2 separate regions of the Homo sapiens genome follow, and region 2 is linked to region 1. Evidence: chromatin loops called from intact Hi-C (ENCODE). Cell type or tissue: Caco-2. All regions are shown on one strand.

The links. Peaks named below come from ENCODE experiments on the same cell type or tissue, not always from the same donor. Only the 100,000 strongest peaks of a DNase experiment are listed, where the experiment ranks them.
Region 2: a loop joins it to region 1, with 8 times the contacts of the local background. A loop is called at or near these places in 6 of 110 quality-filtered maps.

Annotation. Positions count from the first base shown.
Region 1 is chr4:28,222,741-28,227,740 of GRCh38, reverse strand. All of the region lies in intron 2 of LOC105374557 (a long non-coding RNA gene), which reads right to left. Among named protein-coding and RNA genes, the nearest start is that of MIR4275, 590 kb to the left of the region's middle. In Caco-2, a CTCF peak has its summit at 2,523; a DNase peak (open chromatin) is centred at 2,530.
Region 2 is chr4:28,355,325-28,360,324 of GRCh38, reverse strand. The region is part of intron 2 of LOC105374557 (a long non-coding RNA gene); the gene reads right to left. Among named protein-coding and RNA genes, the nearest start is that of MIR4275, 460 kb to the left of the region's middle. In Caco-2, no CTCF peak of the experiment used is centred here; a DNase peak (open chromatin) is centred at 2,114.

The DNA of each region.
Region 1 (5,000 bases):
CATTCTGACATATGGACAAGTGTTAACTAGTTTCATGTAATAATCTTTTTTATTTATCCTGTAATGATAATGGTGATAAAACTTCATGCAACACTTTAGAAAGATGACAGGACCCTTGCAATTAGCATTACTGTGGGTGCCTGGTAGTGCAGACTGGGTATTGAAAAATATAGTTTGTGGTCCAGACTTCAATGCTAACCCCAAATCCAAGGTTCAGATTCTAGCAAATTTAATTCTACCTTTAGCTCTCCTATGGCATATAAACTGAAAGCTAGGCAACTTGTCATTCAAATGAGTTTTTAAAAATTGAGACCCTGGATCTCACCATTTTAGAATCTGGTGGTGTCAGCACATATTAAGAACAATTTATGAAACCTTGAAATGCTATTGGTCAAATGTTAGCTGTATATACTGGTGCTGCCACATTAATTAATACATGCCCTTTTTTTTTTAAACAGGCATTTGTTGTATGAGACAAAAGTATTATTCTATTCAGCTAGCAATATCTGGCCTTTGTTGATATCTTAGTACATAGCTTTAATAATCATTTGACATTTAGTATTTCCCAGCTAACAACGGAATGCAATGATTCATATCTGTTGAATGGATTATAAAATCCTAGAGGGCAGTCATCATGTTCTACTTGCATTTTACTAATTGATTAATTAATCTGAACAAAGTTAGGATGTAGTTGGATTAATAAATACAAGACTGATTAAGTCAAGTTTGCACTTAATGGGCACAACACTATATATATTTGTTAGTTATTATTTTTCTTTGTTTCAGTAAATTAGACAAAATTTGGTATATAATATACGTAAAACAGGCAATACAGTGCTCATCATAAAATATATTATATAATACATGTAGTTTCCTTTTATTCATGCACTTAATTTTATGTATTCATAAAAGTGGTTGTATGGAAAACATGCACCCCTCGTTCTCTCTAGGCAAGATGTTTGTTTTCACGTAGGTGTAACAGATACAGGAATTGTATCATTATAAGTAGTACTTAGAGTGAACTTTCTGTACTCTCTATTCTATCTGTAAGAGCCAACACTGAAATTCACATATGCATGCTAAGAATGTAAGAAAGAAGAATGAGCTCCATGCATTTCAATGGGAAAAGAACATCACGATGAATTGCTTTAGTGAGGGATAAAGTAACACAGGTCCAACTTCAGACAACAAGGATGCTGGCTTCTCATTTTGCATTTTACAACCATTTGTCCAATTTTTTTGGTTGATTGCACTGAATTGTTTTGTTTTGGAAAAACAGCAATAGATTAAAAGAAAGCTCTCTGCACAGAAAAAAAAATAAGCTTCAGAGGAGAGAACAAAAAAGGCATTATTAATATAGTTAGTTATATAATTATTCTCCTTACAATTTGTTTCTTAGGGCCCAGTAGCAGCTTTCTGAACTCACTTTGTTGGCCACAACACTTAATGGATTATCACACAATCAAAGCAGTCTAATTTTATCACACAAAATTAAAGTATACCTGCTATAAGGAAACAAGCAAATACACAAGCAAAGATATGAAGAGAAGTCAGCAATACTTGAAAATTAATACCATTTCCTAAAATGCCACGTGTGCAATAATTCAAAGTAAATGACAATATATTATACTCTAAGTCCATAATGTTAGAAAATAAAAGCCTAGTTGTTGCTTGACTTACAAGAGCAAAACAAGCTTACGGTGCATGGGTCCGTGTTGTTTGGCAAGTAGTCAATAAAACTGTACCTTATGACTTTCTCTCCTAAAGGTTCTAATCAAAACAATTTATTTCAGGCATGTAAACCCTGCTTTTCAGACTGTAGCTATTGTCAGCATGTACAGCAGCATCAGCAATAACGGATGCAATTTTTGGATTGAGAGTCTCAGAGCTCCCCCATCTGTCTCAGTAATGGTTGGATTTCATATGGATCAATACAGCATGTCAACTCTAGTACAAGGATTTTCCCTCTAACCTTTATAATAGCAATTTCTATGCATCCAACCTTGTCCAGCATAAAAGCAATATTTGAGGATATTATGTAAAGGAGCTGGAGCTGACAGAGCTGGAAGGACATTAACTACCAGTACCCTAATTGCTAGGGTCCAAGCATTCAGACATTATAGCCCATTTGAAACCTTAAACTTCAGTAACAAAAAGAGAACATGTTTTCATACAAGTTAACTTGCTTGCCTCTATGAGCATAGGACGGTGGTAAAGAAAGGAAAGAGATCTGTAAACAAAGCCACTGCTTATTTTTGTGTGAGGGATATTTGGATGCTCCAGTTGGTTCTCTGAATGTATTTCTCTCTCATCAGCAATGAGATCGGAGAATTGAATGTGATGTGTTTGTCTTAGTAAAAGGTATAACTAGATCCTGGGGGGAGACAAAGTGTTTTGCTTTGTTTCTGCTCCAGTTCTCTACTGAGAAATAAAACCAAGAGGATTCAATTCTTTTTTCTGCAATGGACTTATAGCTGCCATGACTTGCTGCTCAGAGCCACAAGGTGCCGATTGTTATGTATCACTGCCCCTTAGTGGTTGGCCAACAGCAAACCTTTTTAATACCTACCCAACATCACAGGTTTATAGGTATATAGGGCATGCAGGCCCTCCTCTCTGCTTCTTAGAGCAGGCAACAGAGACTTAATGTGCAGACCTGCCCTTTTCTAAGATGATGCTTTGTTTTCTCTGTGTCTGTGTAATACAGAGAAAGAGCAAGTATTCTGGGATCAGACAGAGCTGGAATTATATCTCCCCTCTGCTATTCTCTAACTGAGTGATCTTGGGAAACTCACTTAACCCCTCTCAACTTTATTTTCTCCTTCCAAAATGGAATTAGCAACTACCTTGCTAAACCAGTGCTGTAGGATTAATTTAGAAAATGAAGGAGAATGGCTAGCAAATCATCTGTCATGCCTTCTATTATTGTTACTAACATGATGCTGATGATTATGGTCATGAACATTTATGAAGGATGTGATCTTCCCACTATTACGAGACCAAAGAAATGTATGAATGCTATATAAACTGTACTGTAGTCTCTATGAAGTTACTAATGTAGTCTGCCTTGATGAGTGACTCTAAGAACAGTACAACAAAATGGTTCCTGCTTTCATTCCAGATTATAAATTAATTTAGTAGTTGTGGTTTGTGGGTTAGATTATGGTTATGTGAAATAAGATTTTAATTCAATTTGCCACATATTTTTGGGAGCCTATTGCACAAAATGTGCTGTTCTGTGTAGTCATTGTACAAAGAAAAAAGTAAATGATGTATGTGTTTTTATACAGTTTGCAAGTCAGTGGATACAACAGAGATATACATTTACCTAAATAGAAATTAGACAGATTTATAGCAAGTGCTGTGGGATTATAGAGGCAAAAGAAGTCAATGTCACTCTCAGAGTAGTTTTCATAGAGATGGTGATATCTGTTGTGGTATATGAAGCAGTATTTTTAGAGTTGGAATAAAAGAGGAAACATTCTAAGTAGGGAAGTAGTAAAGGTGAGTACTTCTCAAAAGAATGTATGAAGTAGTCAGAGAATAATGAAAAAATTAAATGTAGAAAAAGCTTGAGTTATGTGTTAGAAATAATAACAAATAAGGGTTAGCAGGATAGATTTTTGGAAGGCCTCGAATACTGTGCTGAACTTTTAAATGGTGTACTATAAGCATTAGGGAGCCATGAACTAATGTATTTTACATTTTAGGGCTTTTATCTTATTTCGGGAGAAGACAATGCGAAAATGTGTTTCTTCAATATTATCTTTTATATCAAGCTAAATTATTTATACTCATGTTGAAGGTCATGAATTATTGTATACAATGTTGATTTATCTTCTCTTTAAAATATTGCCATTTTCATTTATAATTCTTTTCATTCCTTTTCAACAATCAAATCTTCCATTGGCCTATCATTTTATTCTACCTGTCAATGTTGGCTGGTTATGAATATTTTTCTCTACTCCTAAATAATTTTATTCTTCCCAGAAAACAAATGGTTACTGAAGCAGAGAACACTGTGAATATCCAAATTGAATCAATCTGCATGTGATGTAAAACCTTGGACTATATTATGAAGATGTAAAAATTATAAAGGAGCACTGAGACATGAATGAAATTCCCCAGAGAATCATTAGATGATGTATCAACTTGACAAAATATACCCAAGTATTTGTCTATTTCTGTCCGTCATCACTAACACTTCCCAGATCCAAGACATCATCATTTCTCACCTGGACTACTGCATTGGCTGAAATTGAAAATCTGAACTTCCTGGTTTGACTCCTCGTTTGACTTCTCATTTCATTAAAAATAAAATGTGAACTTTTATTCATGTTTTACAAGGTCTTAATAATATCTGTAAACTCACTGCATACTCATACTCCTGTGCAGTCACTCCACTTTAGTCAGGTTTTCTTGTTTTTTTCTAAAAACTAAACCCTTTTCTACCTCAAGCCCTTTGCTTTATCTTTCTTTTCCTGGAACATTGATCTTCTTCAAGAGCTCACTTCTTCACTTAATCAAATTTTTGCTTCAAATCCTTGGTCCCAAGACTGGTCCTGACCATATAAGGTAAAGCAACTCCTTTCCCTGTTCTCATCGTTTCTTAATTCCAGCACATCATGCCATTTTATTTCCTTTCTGAAATTTATTGCAATAACAAATTATTGTAACTTTTCTCTATTTACCTTTTATAGTCCATCTTACAAAATCTCAGTGAGAACAGTCTGTTTTATTTATCTTTGCATCCCCTGTACTTTAAACAGTGCAGGCACATGTGTTTGTTAAATATTGGTTACATGAATGAATTAATTAATTAATGATGCATGAAAGCCTGAACCACATGGGAAGGAAAATGAAATAGAAAGAAACCGAGAGGCTAAAATCAACAGGAAGAACAAAAGAGAGTGGGAGATGGCTCAATGAGGAAAGTGTGAGTATCACACACATCAACATGGTAAGATAGGAAAAATAAAGGAGACATAGCTAGTACCCAA
Region 2 (5,000 bases), 130 kb before region 1:
ACTTTATTAATATTATTGAATTAACTGAATTGAATTTTTCCCCAAGTTAATAAAACTTCAGGCTGGCTACTTAAACATAATTATAATTTTTACAACAAGGGCAGCAATGTCTCAAATGTTTAACCATGCCTGAAACTTTGTGTTCAGTTCTGGTACAGTCCTTTTGAAGGAACAGAATGGATAATAACAAATTTAAATATTTCTATAAGAAAGTATCAGGCTGAATTATTCAAATTCGTGTATTTAAAGCAATTGAAGAAGCTTGTGATGTCTATTCTGATGTTTGTTTTTAATATTTGAAGAATTGTGCATCCAACTAGAAACAACACTAAAGCCTGTGGTAGAAATTATAGGGGATTAGGAGTATATGCAAGGTACATTGGGCAAATAGAAATATACACTCGGCATCTTCACATACTGTAAAAGTATCATGTTCTTTTAAAAGCTACCAAAGACAGAAGAGAAGGTTAAAGTAGAGGACTTCTAAAGTCTGTCAAATATTCTAGAATATTTAATTTAATAATAGGTGGCAAATACAATTGACCTATAAACAGGAGACAAAGATAATGTTAAAATCATAACCATCACATAGATCTGAACCCATTTAAAAATTTTTTTCAAACATTGTTGTTTCATTGACTAATTAGTGAATGACATCTGAATGATCACAAATATTTTCCAGCTTAAGATTTATATCTCTTCTCAAATTTCCCTTAATCTTAATTAATATTCTACATAGATGAACAGTCTAAAATCAAATTAGGGAAATAAATGTAAACCTGAAAATGTTTATATATATATAGATAAATGAAAGCAAAATACTAGCATGTAAATTAAAAGGTTAAATTTCTGGGATAAAAATAAAACCTTTTTCATTTTAATGTATTAAAAATAATTCCATAATTAGTAATTGAAGGAACATTTTTCTATTATCTCTTTAATTTATTTTTGTCTCCAATTGGAGGTATATCCTTTGAAAATTGTTTCCTTTATATTTTAATAAGAGCAATGCAAATGTCGTTAACACTGACTGTGGTGTTTTAAAACAATGGAAAATTTTGCATTAATTTTATGAGGGAAGATAATAAGAGGCTATAATAAATCATATATAAATCATATAAGATTTTAACCAAAGAAACTGAGAAACATACATTTTAGGAAGATTAAAATGATACATATTGTTTCAAGTAATTATTATGAAGTTTTAAATAAACATTGTAGAACAAGATTGGGTACGTTGATTTAGATTAGAAAGTTACATAATTCTTAGCTTCATTGGAAAAGAGTCTCCTAATAGAGATACCTTGCAAGCAAAATGTTCATTTTAAAAGTTGATACTTAACAGTAGTTCTTTGAGGGGTTTATATACAAATGTGGTCAGAAGGAACCAACTACTACTTTTAGCAATTTTGTACAAGTTTCTGCACCATAAATAGTTTAAGAACGAAGTTAAAATTAGAACTTGGATGGATTTTTTGCCTTATTCAACATTTGATCTAGAAGAGGGAATACAGCTTGCCAATAATTCTAATCTCTCCCACATGTTGAAATATCAAGTCAACCGTGACCCATTTAAAAATCAACTTTAAAATCTCACTATTAGTGTGAATGGGTAGACATGTGTCAAATAATAGACAGACACATAAAGTTATAATTTGAGGCTAATAATTCAAATCATCCTTGTACAAGAATAAAATCTGAGGGAACCAATTTGACACTTTCTATCCCCTCCACTCCTTGCTGACAACAATAATGAATTTTAAAATCTTTAAAAATAATTCACTTGCATTATTGGGCCAATATGGTGATTTGGTCTAAAAGGACAATATGTTATCATACCTCACTAGGAAAGATATAGGAAACAAACAGATCTATAATAATTATAAGAATAAGCAGTATCTTCTTTATGCCAGACTAGTAAACATTCCACATACATTAAATCCCCTAGAAAATTCATGGAGTTGTTTTATTTTTTATTCTTTAACGTATCTGGGGAAATGGGACTCTGTTAGTTAAAAGCAGTGATTCTCAGTCAAGGTTGATTTTGCTCCTCGGGGAACCTTTGGCAAATAAGTCTGGAGACAGTTTTGGCTGTCAAGAGTGCTGGTGGTGGGGGATGGCTGCTACTGGCATCTAGTGGGCAGAAGCAAGGGATGCTGCTGAACATCCTACAAAGCCTTAAGACAGTCCCTATCTCAACAAAATATGATCCAGCCCAGAGTGACATCAATAGTGCTGATTTCTAAAAACTCTGGCTAATAAATGTGTCCCTAAAACTTGTCCGGCAACCCTTAAGCTTTGCATTGAGAGTTGTTCCACTTCGTACTTCATTCCTGTCCATACAGAGAAAAGTTTTAGAGATCAGTAAAGGGTTGAAGAGACTTCAACATAAAGCAGGCCAATATAGGAAGAAAGTATTAGTAAAGGAAGAAAGTGAAAGAGACATTCTTTCATTTTATTTTATCTCATGAATTAAACATATAAAATATAAAAATATAAACATATAAATATAAACATATAAAATATAAAAATATTGAATTAAATAACAATACCTGGAACCTATTTTTGAAATCATTTAGTTAGGTAGATGCAAAAAAAAAAAAAAAAGACATAAAGCAGAACAGAGCAAAGTATAATCAAATTGTAATAAGTATAAGCAAAGTGTAATAAGTGTAAATACTTGAAGTTTTAAGTAGAAAGAACACATATTTGTCTGGCAAAAATCAAAGCGACCTTGTAAAGAAACTTATATTTTTTTTTGACCATTTTATTTTATTTTTTAATAGAGACAGGGTCTCACTGTGTTGCCCAGGATAGTCTCAAGCTCTTGCCCTCAAGCCATCTACCCTCCTTGGCCTCCCAAAGTGTTGGTATTACAGGCATGAGCCACTGTGCCCAGCTGAAATTTTTCCTTGATCTTACTGAATAGGTGAATTTGTAGTAGAAAATGAAAGTGTCTATTTGGACACTTTACTTGCTCTGTATTTTCTTTCTTTATCTCTTCCCTCTTCAGGTCTCTCTTCCTTCCCTCTCCTCCTTTCCCATCTCCTTCTTTGCCCATCTCTCCTGCTGTCTCTTTCCATTTCCATTTATTTGCTTTCCTTTCCTTCTTTGCTTTCTTCAACAAGCATATATTGAATTCTTGACATTTCCTACTCCAGATAAAAATTGAAGGACATGGCCCTAAAAAACTTTCACTCAACTGGAGCATCATAATTATTAAAAAGTAATTAGAAAATAATGTTGAAAGTATCATAAAAGAGAAATAATACAATGCAAATAATGTGCCATTTGGGGGGTAACAGAAAGAGGGGTTAACTAGTCTGAGAAGAAAAGAGTGAGGAATGTTTTCTGGGAGACGTAAATTTTGAATCATGTGAAAAGGGAGAAGTGGATGAGGAAGAAAGGTAAATCAATGAAAGCCTGGAAGGAAGTAGGTAAGGTTCTGTTTTAATGGCCTTCCATTCTCTTATTGCAAAGATAGCATCTATATCCTTTAGATCTTTGCTCTAAAATTCTATCTCAAGAAAGTTTTCCTGATTTCTCTGACTTAATCTCACTCTTTTGTAATTGGCCTATAGAAATACCACTATGTTCCGCCAGGTGCAGTGGCTCACGACTGTAATCCCAGCACTTTGGGAGGCCGAGGCGGGTGGATCACGAGGTCAGGAGTTCAAGACCAGCCTGGCCAAGATGGTGAAACCTGGTATCTACTAAATATACAAAATATTAGCAGGGCGAGGTGGCAGGCACCTGTAATCCCAGCTACTCAAGAGGCTGAGGCAGGAGAATCGCTGGAACTCAGAGGGCAGAGGTTGCAGTGAGCTGAGATCACGCCACTATACTCCAGCCTGGATGACAGAGTGACGCTCCGTCTCAGGAAAAAAAAAAAAAAAAAGAAATAGCACTGTGTTCCCTTCTTTTATGCCTGTTGTCACAGTTGTGATTTTATTTGTATTTATATGATTATTCAATTAATATCTGTCTCCCCATCAGACTGTAAGAATCACAGTATCAGAGACTAGGTCCAATTTTTCTTACCCAATATAGACCACAGCAATTTCAGCAGAGTAGCTGAACAATAAATATTCATAGGAAAAAAGAGATACATAAAATAATGAGGTAAGACACAGAAGAATATTACTGGAGTAATAAGTACTTTCTACAGCATGGCAAATTTTGATTTGCAGGAGAATAATAATACCAATTAGGAAAGGTTCTTTTTTGTCTTGCTAAAGTGCTTGAAGCCTTATTCTATAAGGAATGGGAAAACACGGAAATACTTCAACCAGCACTGGGAATTTGCAATCATATTTCCCCTTAAATAACTTACTTAAACAACAATGTAAAGGATGTAGTCAGGATGTAGGTAAAAATGGGGGATAGTTATGAAAATATTGTAGTCTAGGGCTGAAACAGTAAGTTTCTTAGTAGAACTGTGGCATAATGTTAATAAGAAAGAATCAGTTTCAGAATTTGGGCTTAGAAACAAAAGGTAAATTAGAGCCAGATTATGAATAACTTTTTGCATAGCATCTAATGATACAATTCAAGTCGGAAAACAATTTCATTTTCTTTTCCCTGAGTATCTGTTATCCTTCCCAAATGATCCTGATGCCATTGTGTATGGTGTAGATCATTATGTGTGTACTATCCTTTTGATATTTCTTCTTTTGAGATAATTTATGACAAATCTATCAATGCATTGTTGTGCTCTAAATAAAATATATTCCTCAAGCATACAGTCAGATCCTGTCTTTATAAATGATGTTGCAAGAAAAAGCTAACTACATGATGTATCTTCAGAGTCTTAAGACAAATTATTGTGGTGGATTAGATCTTAAAATGGAATCATAAATTATAGGCAGCACTAAACATTATAAGGTTTAATGATGAGCTTTGCTGTAACTCTCATCTGAGACAAATGTTGCCATAAAATTCTAAATCAGCATTTAATGAATTGACAGAAGCTGGAGAATATGAGTTGGTGCTAAGGTGGG